Linked DNA regions of Homo sapiens: all the other regions are linked to region 1. The links are chromatin contacts, found by Hi-C or POLR2A ChIA-PET in ENCODE. All regions are on one chromosome and are shown on one strand. The core of a region is the stretch at or near the end of the contact, and the rest is flanking DNA. Distances in the headings are between cores, read along the strand shown. Region 1 holds the start of L3MBTL3 (L3MBTL histone methyl-lysine binding protein 3). Region 2 overlaps L3MBTL3 (L3MBTL histone methyl-lysine binding protein 3). Region 3 overlaps L3MBTL3 (L3MBTL histone methyl-lysine binding protein 3).

The links. A loop is a pair of places that touch in the nucleus more often than their neighbours do. ChIA-PET counts read pairs that join two places held with the same protein, here RNA polymerase II (POLR2A). Pooled maps may share reads with other maps.
Region 2: a map of B cell shows a loop between it and region 1 (2.8-fold over the local background). The contact joins the enhancer-like site here to the promoter of L3MBTL3 in region 1. A Hi-C loop is called at or near these places in 1 of 168 maps with a recorded cell type or tissue (B cell), 1 of 37 single-sample maps with no recorded cell type and 2 of 50 pooled maps. POLR2A ChIA-PET finds 5 or more read pairs at or near these places in 3 of 52 experiments (GM12878, OCI-LY7 and activated CD4-positive, alpha-beta T cell).
Region 3: a loop to region 1 is called in a map of CD8-positive, alpha-beta T cell, with 2.1 times the contacts of the local background. The contact joins the enhancer-like site here to the promoter of L3MBTL3 in region 1. A Hi-C loop is called at or near these places in 5 of 168 maps with a recorded cell type or tissue (CD4-positive, alpha-beta T cell, CD4-positive, alpha-beta memory T cell, CD8-positive, alpha-beta T cell and 1 more) and 11 of 50 pooled maps. POLR2A ChIA-PET finds 5 or more read pairs at or near these places in 2 of 52 experiments (activated CD8-positive, alpha-beta T cell and activated T-cell).

What each region holds. Positions count from the first base shown.
Region 1 is chr6:130,017,001-130,020,628 of GRCh38, reverse strand. L3MBTL3 (L3MBTL histone methyl-lysine binding protein 3) reads right to left here and starts at 2,048. Exons shown (of 23, transcript NM_032438.4): 1 at 1,965-2,048. RefSeq lists silencers at 129-198, 249-488, 1,439-1,568.
Region 2 is chr6:130,112,786-130,116,436 of GRCh38, reverse strand. All of the region lies in intron 19 of L3MBTL3 (L3MBTL histone methyl-lysine binding protein 3), which reads right to left. Among named protein-coding and RNA genes, the nearest start is that of L3MBTL3, 96 kb to the right of the region's middle. RefSeq lists an enhancer at 1,411-1,540. Within about 2 kb of position 1,281, at least 3 of the 41 ENCODE cell types and tissues checked have a DNase peak (open chromatin) inside an H3K27ac peak, as active enhancers do; they include B cell, GM12878 and OCI-LY7, where a contact is called at or near this core.
Region 3 is chr6:130,130,488-130,133,951 of GRCh38, reverse strand. It overlaps L3MBTL3 (L3MBTL histone methyl-lysine binding protein 3), which reads right to left. Exons shown (of 23, transcript NM_032438.4): 21 at 331-500; 22 at 47-109. Among named protein-coding and RNA genes, the nearest start is that of SAMD3, 91 kb to the left of the region's middle. Within about 2 kb of position 1,596, at least 5 of the 41 ENCODE cell types and tissues checked have a DNase peak (open chromatin) inside an H3K27ac peak, as active enhancers do; they include CD4-positive, alpha-beta T cell and CD8-positive, alpha-beta T cell, where a contact is called at or near this core.

The DNA.
Region 1 (3,628 bases), core at 799-3,298:
CGCGCCCTGGAAAGCGGCTAGTTACCCCCACCTCCCTCTGAGCGCGACGGACAGACCGACGCCCCCAGCCCTCCGCGGGGACCCGGGAGGAACACGCCCGCTTTTAAACTTTCTCTCACGGTCGCGCTGCGGGCTGTGCTTTGACCGGGACTGGGGGAGGGGGGAATCGCAGGGCCTTTTTTTCTTTAAAGGTAATTAAAGTTTTACCACCAGTCCAAAAGTTGCGCCCTCCCCCCGCCCGTGCCACCGTGCCCTCCTCCCCTTCCAGGGCTCTCAAGTTTTTCTCCCCGCCCGGCGGCCCCCACACTCCACCAGCTCGCGGGGCGCGCGGCGGATGCCTCGGCTCCTGCGCTTCCCGATCCCCACCCCCGCCGGCCTCTACTTCCCCCCGCCCCGCCGCCGCGGCGCGAGGACGGCCCGCGGGGCCCAGGACGCGAGTGTGCAAAGCCCATTATTCCGGAACCGCACACACACGCGGCGCGAGGCGGGCGGTGGCCCCGGCGCCGGCCCCGGCCCCGACCCCTCTTTTCCTCCCCAGAATAAGGCAGGCGTAAACAAGTTGCAGGAAAAGCAGCCCCGCGCCGCCCCCACCCTCCCCCCACAAGCCCGCCGCCCCGGCGCGGCCGCCGCCGCCGCGACCGCCGCCGCCGCCTCCCGACACACGCCCGCGCCCGCGCCCGCACCCGGGCCGGCGCGGCGCGGCACGGCGCGGGGCGAACGCCGCGACGGCGCGGGCTCCCGGCCCGGCCCGCGGCCCGCGCCCTCTCCCGCGCGGACGGCCGCCGCGGGCCCGCGCCGCCTCGCTTCCCAAAGCACTTTCCTGCCTCGGGCAGAAATAAACCGGAGGGTTTATTTTTGTGCAACTTTCCCAAAATGGCGGAAATTGGAGCTGATCTATATGAAATTCTCACACACTCGGTTGGGAAGAGGGAGGCGGCGAGGAAGCCACGCAAACTCTCGGCCGCCGAGCCCCGCCGCGGGTCCGTGTGTGTGCGTGCGTGTGAGTGTGCGTGTGCGCGGTGGGAGTCGGGCAGGCCTTTCCGCCGCGCACACACACAGCACACGCCGGGGAGACGCGCCTGCACATTCAACCAGTCCATTCTCCGCAGCCCGAAAGGGGAGAAAGTGGCCCGGCCTCTTTTCCCACTGCCTCGGTCTCCCGTACTTGTACTTCTCGCGCTCGCCCGCCCGCTCGCTCGCTCTCCGGTGCGCGCCCGGCACAAAGGCCACACGGGCGGAGGGGGCCGCAGGGGCGGCGCGCGGGGCTCGCGCCTCCCGCCGCACCGATCCGCGGCCCCGGCCGCCCCCGCGCCCCCCGCCGGCGCCCCCCGCCTCGGCGGCCGCGCTCGCCGCCTGGGCTGCGGCTCCGCGGCGCCCACCCGGACACGCACCCCGGTGGAGCCCGGCGCCGCCGCGCTCCCCCACCCCGCGCCCGGTGTCACGAAAGCGACCAAAGTGACAAGCTCGGGGGGCGCGGGGGAGGGGGCCACACGCATCCCGCCGCCTGCGCGCCAGCCTGAGCCCAACGCGGCCGCCTCGCCCCGGCTCCCTTCCGCACGGCCCCCCACACCCTTCCCCGTGTGCGCGCAAAGAAAAAAATACAAGTCTCTCCTCCCCCCATTTTTTCCTTTCTCTTTTCTCTCTCTTTTGTTCCTCTTTCACACTCGCACTCACTACTTCAGAGTGAGATGCCCAGAGACTCCCCCTCCAGCCGTTTCCGAGTCACTTGCCCACTTTTTTCCCCGGGATTAAGTTTTCTCCTCTTTCCCAGAGGCGCAGAGAAGTGGGGGAGAAACCCCTTCTGTCCCTCCCCTCCCCTGATCTGTTTCACAAGACGAGGGTGCGCTTCCTTCCCTCTATAGGGCTCTTAACTTTCATCCTCACCCAGAAAAATAAATGAATGGCTTTTGCACGGACAAATCTTCAGATTAATTAGAGATTAGATCCGATCAACCGCTTCTTACCCCCAAATTTTCTCTTTTTTTTTTCTCCGTCTCACGAGTAGTCCTGACAAATGGTCCAGGGCTGCGGGCGCAATGCGCATGTGCGCGTAGAGTCAGGGCTGGGGAGAGGGGAAACTGCGCTGGTGCCGGTGCCGCCGCCGCCGCCGCCGCTGCCGGGGAGGCTCGCTCTGGCTTCCCTGTTACTGCTGCTGCGCCTTCGCCGCTGGAAAGCAGCAATAAAGCCGGGTGGCAAATGCAGCTGCCCGCAGATCCTGTTTCAGGTGCATCTTTTCAATAGCCCGGTCACCGCCTCAGAGCTGGTTCAAGAACAGTCCAAACAAATAGGAAACACTGCTAAGGTTCCAGATTTCTTTGTCTATTTTTCACTTTACTTTTTTTAAAGGCAATTCTCAGAGCAGCGAATCCACCATGTGCTGTGAAATGTATGCATTCAGCCATTAAAGAGTGGGCCTTAGTCTTGCACAAACACTGCCCAAAGGCTAAATACATGCTACAGGTCATGAAAAGTAACAAAGTTGTAAGCTTTGGGAGAGTACAATCTCCCTCTCTTTGATGGCTGGAACAATGCATAATAAAGAAAGTGTGCATATAAAACTTGTGCCTTCTTTCCGCTTCCTAAGTGCGGATCTTTATTGACAGCTCCAACATGTTAGGCCTCTGTCGAGTAATAGGCTGAGATTCCTACAGTAACTTAGAACACTGTGAAAGTCCCTTGGCAATAAGCAGGTCCAGGACTACCCTCTTAAGGTATTCAGTCAAGATGGCTGAGCGGTCCTAAATGGCAAAACCTGTCTTTGTTAAAGCGTCAAAACTAGATCAAGAGAGTATTACATTTCAGTATTGACAGCTTTCGGCGCATTGACTGCGGGCCGCCGTTTGGACAGCTTCACTGGTCTTTTCCACTTAATAGGAGTACTTACAAAATAATTCGAGTAATTAAAGTTTTGATAAACATTTTGATGTCAATAGCAGAGTTTGCTGTGTGAAAAAAAAAAGCATGTGTGATTTTAGGAATGAGGGAAGCATGTCTTAGATTTTGCGGGGGGGGGGAGGTAAAAGGAAGTTCCCATCCCCAGAGTAGACTATTTTGCATCTAATAAAGGGTAAAGGAGGCCCTTTTCTGAAACTGCTGCCTGAGGCCTAGAATTTAAATATATCACAGATGGAAGTTCTATATTAAAAATCCTTCTCCAGTGTAGGGAATATTATTCTTGATTGAATTTTTTCACTTAAGGAATGTTTCTTGAACCAGTTTCAGAACATAAACTCTTAAATTCTTTCCTTAGGACCATGAAATTACCCTATAGAAGCAGACCACCCGATATATCTAATGTTGGTGTAGTGACCAAATTCTCCAAACCAAAAATCAGGCCATATGCCTTAACATGTACTCCAGAACAAACGGACAAATCCTGTGAAGCTGAAATGAACTTATAAAATGCTTCATACGTTGAACAGCCGTTGGCTGAGGGGTGTGAAGTAGAGAAGGCTGGGTAGTGAGAGCTGTAGATGATCTCAAACCACCAGTTCACTATTGATTTCACCCACCACATTCAACCCTTTTCAGAGCTGTTCCCAAACAGCTTAATTAACTGATCTGAATTTCAGCTTCTCTCCTTTTCTCTCTAGCCCTTGAATAATAAGCAGTGAAATGGCCAAAGGCA
Region 2 (3,651 bases), core at 32-2,531, 97 kb before region 1:
TTACACATATGATCTTAGGAAGTGAAGAGATCTGGTTTAAATTTCAGTTCTGCTACTCACTAGGTTTACACGACCATCAGCAAATTACTTAATTTGTCTAATTCTCAGTTACATCATTGGTAAAACAAGGATAATAAATCCTTTACGTCAGAGGGGCATGTTAAGAATGAAATAAAATAATGTATAGAAAGCACTTAGCACAGAGCCAGGCACTTAAGTAGGAGCATGATGCACAGCAGCTATTCCTAGTTATAAATTACTTATATTGTAGGATAAAATTATCTACTGACACCTGTTGTCTTTAACTAACCTTTCTTCAACTATTAAAATAGCTTTTAGAGTAATGGTTCCAAGCACAGACTACAGTCAGACTGTCTGGGTTATAACCCAGGTCTGCTACGGACTAGCTATGTGGCCTCTAACCAAAGGAGGTTCCATGTTTGTAGAATGAAGGTGTGATGATAGCAACTACACCACATAAGGTATCATGAAGATTAAATGCACCCACATAGGTAAAAGCACCTAAAAAAAAGTGCATGGAAAACAGCAATTTCTCTTGGAATTTCAGAATTTTCAAGAAGCCATTTACTGCAATATTTCTTTAGTTGCAATTCAATACAATTCAATTCAATTCAATACATTTCAGTTGTATTGAATGGAAATACAATCATAGTGAAATCTTACTCAAGAATACTTTTGGTTTTTAATAAAGACAGTGGAATCCACTTGAATGGAAAAATGTATTCTTTATGACTCAGTATTTTCTTTTTCTCTGTAATTATGTGTCACTTTTTAGAGGTCTTACTGTCTTAATCTAATTATGCTTTGTGATAAATATTAGTAAAACAGACATTAGAATGGTAAATGCATAGGATGGCAGTTGAATATGTGCAGCTGTATTTCTTCAAGTCTGTTTGTCATATAAAAACAATTTCTAACCAATTACGTTTCAATTAGTTCCAGTCTGTTAAAAAATATTGAAAAACAAATTATTTTGCCCCAATTTAGGGATTTATCGATTTCCGCCACCTCTTTAAGTCCAGCAGGAAAGGAGGCAGATGCAGATTGCCATGTAGATTGAAATATTTGCCAACCAGGTTAGGAAGCTCGGATTGACAGTTATTGCTGGCCCAGCATCAGAGACATGGCTACCTTGCGGCAGCTCAAGTGTGAAAGTTCACTCCTTAGTTTGGCTTGGTTTAAAATAACGCCACCCTTCTCTTTTCAAAATAGCTTATTCTAGTCTCATGGGGCCTTTGCAGAACTGAAAGAGACTTGTACTTCCCCAGTAACAAGCGGGGAAGATGACTACCAGAGAGCTCTAAAAAATGTAGTTTTTCTGTTTTGGCCATCAAAAGAATGTCTCTTTGCATGCTCCCAGCATTTTTTTTTTTTTTAAGTTTCTGAGCTGTGACTTACTCGCAGGTAAAAACATAAGGGAATGAGAATCTCCACATTCTCTAAAGAAAGTTTAAAAGAATACTTGAACTGCCTCCAAAATGCCTCGTACAAATGAAGAGCGACTGTACTTGAGGAGCTTCAGGTCAAGGAGATCACCACCTTCGAAGGGATTCAGAAAAAGATGGCAAATAAAACCAGTGGGACTTGGGACTAAAACTTCTGCAACTATGAGTAACATTCAAATAAAGAGTTTTTAAAATTAAATTCCTTTTGAGATGATACAACAGCAACGGTTTTACTGAATTATGTTTTCATAAACATCACCCAGGAGAGGTAAACATGGTTTACTGTGTATCTAATGAATAAAAACATTTTGGTTAACAGGCCTATTTAATTATAATTTAGCATAAGGACCATACGCTAGTGAAAGAATACAATAAAAGGAATATAATGAATAAATGAGGTGGGTATTACCAAGATAACAAGGAAAAACCCTCCAGAAAAACTCAGCAATTAATCCTCTTATTAAATGAAAAGCCTTAACGAATAAGGTGAGGTTTGGGAAATAAAGATGATGTCTCTTAAGAGTGAGACTCTATTACTTTGTTGTTGTTGTTGTGGAAAAGAGAACAGATGTCACCGCTTTTCTACTCTACAGAAAAGGGTTTCCTGAGTCAGAAATTGGTGATATTCAAGGAGATAGAGTAAGATCCTGTTACAATATTGTTCCAACAACTTCACAGGCATATAGCAATAACACAGTCATCTTATCCCTGCACTTTGAATGGCTGCCTTGGTGTCACAGTGGTTGGCATCAGAACTGTGAGTGTTTTAACTAAACACTAAGCTACTCTTTGGGGTACATAAACAACTACACAGATTTAACTCAAGTTCTCAAGAGCTAGAATAGGAAAACACTTCCAGAGCTCCTAATTCATACCTGGAAGCCCATCAACAAAAAGGGAGAAGAGGTTTTACAATAGCCAGAGAATGCCTAGTCATTGAAATTACTTTCGCCGATATTCAACATGAAGCTCTCGGCCCAGAAGACCTCATGGGGCAAAAAACCAACTTCCCAAGGTTTACTAATTAACTTTTGTAATCTTTTAGAATGGTTGGCTCTAAATTGATTTTATTCTATTTGATGTGATAGTTTTGCAAAGCAAATAGATTTATATATGCTTTTAGCTTCATACTTTATGTTAGCTTGCTTTCCTATCTGTTTAACAGGGTACAGACTCGGCTTTCGGTGTGACTAGCAAAATTGGATTCGTGCTAAAAATATAAACCAGATTGATGTCTGCAATTCTTGCAACCGCTCTATGTAGTTCTCATAGTGGAAACACTGGTCTTACAACTTGAGAAGCCATTTTAATGGCCTATAATGAACTGAACAGACTGATTTCTGCCATTAGACCAGTTAAGCAGTGGGCATTTGCCTTGCAAGGTAATCTAAGCATTTGGCAGGCATTTTAAAGCTGCTTTATTGTGTTTCTGTGGCTGATGTTTAGCAGGCTTAAACAACATGGGAGCTCAAAACATTAAGTGATTTTTAATAGAGATAGTACCTAATTTAGAACACAATTATAAGCAGCTATAGAATAGATTTCATGAGAACAAGGCTATGTGGGATGGATGCCCGATGTTTCCCAACTAATAACACATTGTGAAGTATTACCCCTGAAAAGGGTGTTTTCATTCAGTAGTGATTCCCAAAGCCTGATTTATAGACTACTTGCATCTGTCACCTGGGAGGGCTGGTTAAAAAATGAAGATTCCTGTGCCTTCATTTTTATGAACACAAGAATTCCATTTCCTGAATGAGTACCTCCGGGAGCAGTGCCTCAAAAGCCACATTTTTAACAAGCATCTCAAATGATTCTGGTGCAAATCAAAGTTTGAGACCCACAGTTTTATTAAGACATACAGAGAAACACATATATTGTTTCACTCAGCTGTAGATATGCAGAGATTTAAGTTATCAGTCCCCAGGAAAAGCTACTCCACTCACTGGTAGAGCCCATGCCTCAACATCTTGCCTCTAGGAGCAGCGTGAGGGCAGAGATGAGCTGCCACTGTCCACAGTGAGGAAAGCATCTTTTCACAGCAAGCACTGGCACAAAAGACACTCCTCATACTTCTGATGAATAAATGGATCACTGGGATAGGATTGCATACTCACATTTCTGTCTATAAGGACCACGTACTCACATTTCTATCTAGAGGCACTGGGACTTCCCTTCACTCACA
Region 3 (3,464 bases), core at 347-2,846, 110 kb before region 1:
CTTTGATCCCATTAAGTAACATATTGCAATTTAGTGGAATACTTACTTCATCTTTAAATACCTTTCCATGTTCTTCACACCCAGGTAAGCTCTGTATAAATTCTGACACCTGTCAAAAGCAATATCAAAATTCCCAGTTAAAAAACACAGTCAGAATCTAAATGCTACAGGTTCAAAACATTTAACCCATATGCATTAGTTATTTCTCTCACAATAATTTCTTCTCTTTCAGAAAAAAAAAGACTAAACGCTACCTACGCTCAATGTTCCACACCTCTTAAGCCAGTAATCCTGTATCTGGTGTCGGGCAGCAAAGAAAATAAAATATACCTCGTCTGTGCTCCATTTGGAAACTTTACTGGCAGGGATTCCTGCGACAGTTGGAAGAAGTTTGCTTTGCTGCTCCCAGCGCAAGGGCAGACATGGAATTGGGGACTTAAAGGACAGAAAGACAGCTGACCGACGCTGTGCCTGCTGGACGGTGGGTTCTTCCCGGGCACCTGGTCAATGAAAACAAATGGGAAATCACTCTCTGAAAGCAGCAAGAAAGCCCCAAATGCCGTGCATCTCCCAGATAACGAGACTGGAGGTGGGAGTGGTTAAAGCATTGGTTCCTTTCAGCATTATACTATTGAATAGGCTCTTCTTTGTCTTTACTGAAGGTCACTATAAAAAACAACCTGTAAATTCAACTGATATCATTTGCTACAGCACTCATTACTAAAGACATGCTTCATTATGTTGTTCAACGTTGTCTCTTTAATGCTTCAGATAAGAAACGTGCCTCAAAGTTTTAATGGGAAGGAAAGTTAGTCTTATTCTAGGAAGTTGTTTATTTGCTCCCCTTTCTGCTTTGGATGTTGTAAAGGTAACAGCCAAGTTGCATCTCACGTCTAACACCTGTGCTTACCATGTATTCACAGTTGGCATACTTTCTCTCTCCTTTTGTCTCAGGGCTTGGTTTGGTTTTTTAACTTCTTATTTACTAATCATACTGATTTTTTAAATAGCCAATTCAATTTTTTGACAGGGATATGAAATTATTGCAATAAAAATAAAACAGCAGAAATGCAAATGTTTTTGTAATTTTTTACTTGTTCAGATCAAAATTAAAACTACTAAATATTCTTACTGTAGCCTGGGCAACAAGACAAGGTCCCATCTCTTGAAAGAAAAAAAAAAACCCTACTGAATATTCTATTTATGTTAGAGCTTCTGAACCCAAAGCTAGTTTTATGGCTGCTTTCCTAAAACGGCCATTCTCTAGCAAAGGATTTTTGTCCTCTGGACGCTTGACTTAGAGCTGTCAATCGTCGTCTCCTTATGGTCCTTTAGAACAGAAACCTTTTCTGAAAACTCTGTATTCAAAGCACCTCAGAAGAAAGGCACCTCCCATACATTTCCTCTCTGCTCACACACCAGCTCAGTTACAAGGACACCTCAATTCTATCACAAAGCCTTGCTTTTATATCTCTAAGATCTACAGAAAGACACAGAAATCACTAAGTGTAAAGTTCACTGAATTTTCACAAAGTGAACACACCCATGTAACCAACACCCTGACTGAAAACAAAACGTGGCCAGCACACCCTTCCAATCGCACCTCATCTGTCAAGGGTGACCACTTCCTTGACTACTAACACCATAGATTCATTTACCCTTTTTTGAATTGTATTTAAAATGGAAACTTGGGTATCTGGCTTCTTTCTCTAAACAGCATGTTTCTGAGATTCATCCACATTGTTGTGAGTAGTAGAAGTTACCTTCTCTTTCTTGTATGGTTTTTGTGGCTGTGAATACTCTATAATTTATTTGGAGATCATGAACAATGAGCATCTGAGTTGTTTTTAATTTGGTGCTATTACAAACAGTGCTATTACAAACATTCTTGTACAGATTATTTTGTCAGAGGCGTTTGAACCAGAGCAACTCCATCTTGAGCAGGAGCTGGGTAAAATGAGGCTGATACCTACTGGGTCTGAGACAACTGCATTCCCAGATGGTTAAGGCATTCTAAGTCACAGGATGAGCTAGGAGATGTGGACAAGATACAGGTCATAAAGACCTTGCTGATAAAACAGACTGCAGTAAAGAAGCCAGACAAAACCCACCAAAACCAAGTGACCTCTGGTCGTCCTCACTGCTACACTCTCACCAGCGCCAGGACAGTTTACAATTGTCATGTCAACATCAGGAAGTTACCCTATACAGTCTAAAAAGGGGAGGCACAAATAATCCACCCCCTGTTTAGCATATCATCAAGAAATAACCACAAAAATGGGCAACCATTTGGAGTAGTCATTCTTTATTCCTTTCCTTTCCTAATACACTTTTGCATCCTCACTTCACTCTCTGGACTTGCCCCAAATTCTTTCTTGCGCGAGACCCAAGAATCCTCTCCTGGGGTCTGGACTGCGACCCTTTCCTGGTAACAATTTCTTGAATGTACGTATGTGTTTCCATTGCACATATACCAAAGAGTGAAACTCTGAGGTCGCAGCATGTGTGTACATTAAGCTTTGGTAAATCCTGTCAGCTTTCCAAAACAACTGCAGAATACCTACCAACAGCATATGACAGTTCCAATTGCTTCACCTCCACACCAATGCTTGGTATTGTCTATCTTTTTCTTTTTAACCGTTTAGTGGGTGTATAGTGGTATCACATTATGGTTACAAATGCATTCCATGATTAATGATAATCTTTCCCTATGTTTATTGTCCACATAGAGAGGCTCTTTTGTAAAGGGCTTATTTCTACTAGACAAATTTCCAATAGATAAATTTGGTTAAGAAATGACTTCTTTACAATATTGAGTCTTCCAATCCATGAAGAAGCTAAATCCCTCAATTTCTTTGGCTCTTCTTTAATATCTCTCATTAATATTTTGTCATTTTCAGGTAGAGATCTTGCACATCTTTTGTTAAATTTATTCCTATGTATCAGATGTTTCCTGAGGCTGTTATAAGTGGTAAATTTTTAAAAAATTTATTTCTTATTGTTCTGTTACAGTTTTCTAATAAGTTTATTCTTAAACTAGCCTAATCCAAAATTTGAATTGCTCTGAATGCTAGAAAGTCACTATGCTGAGTCAAAAATCTATTTTACTGGAGTTGACACCCACTGGTTCTGGTACTACCTCATTGAGCTTATACAGAAAAATTCTAGTGTCTGCTCCACATGAAACATTTCAAATCTTCAAATATGTTTTAAAAAGCCATCATTATCCCTCTTTCCACATTTCATCCAATCAACCTCAAAGGTGCAGGTCCTCATCCCATTTTATTGAATATCTATTATGAACCAAATACATAAAGCAGAAAGTTTGTTTTTATTCTCTTTTTCTTTTTGAATTGCCCAGATTTAAGGAATTTTTGTGTAGCAAAATACGGAGTAACTTAAAAACATCTTTTTAATCTCAGGTATTCTAAAGAGCTTAGCTATTATTTGAAATACAATATTTG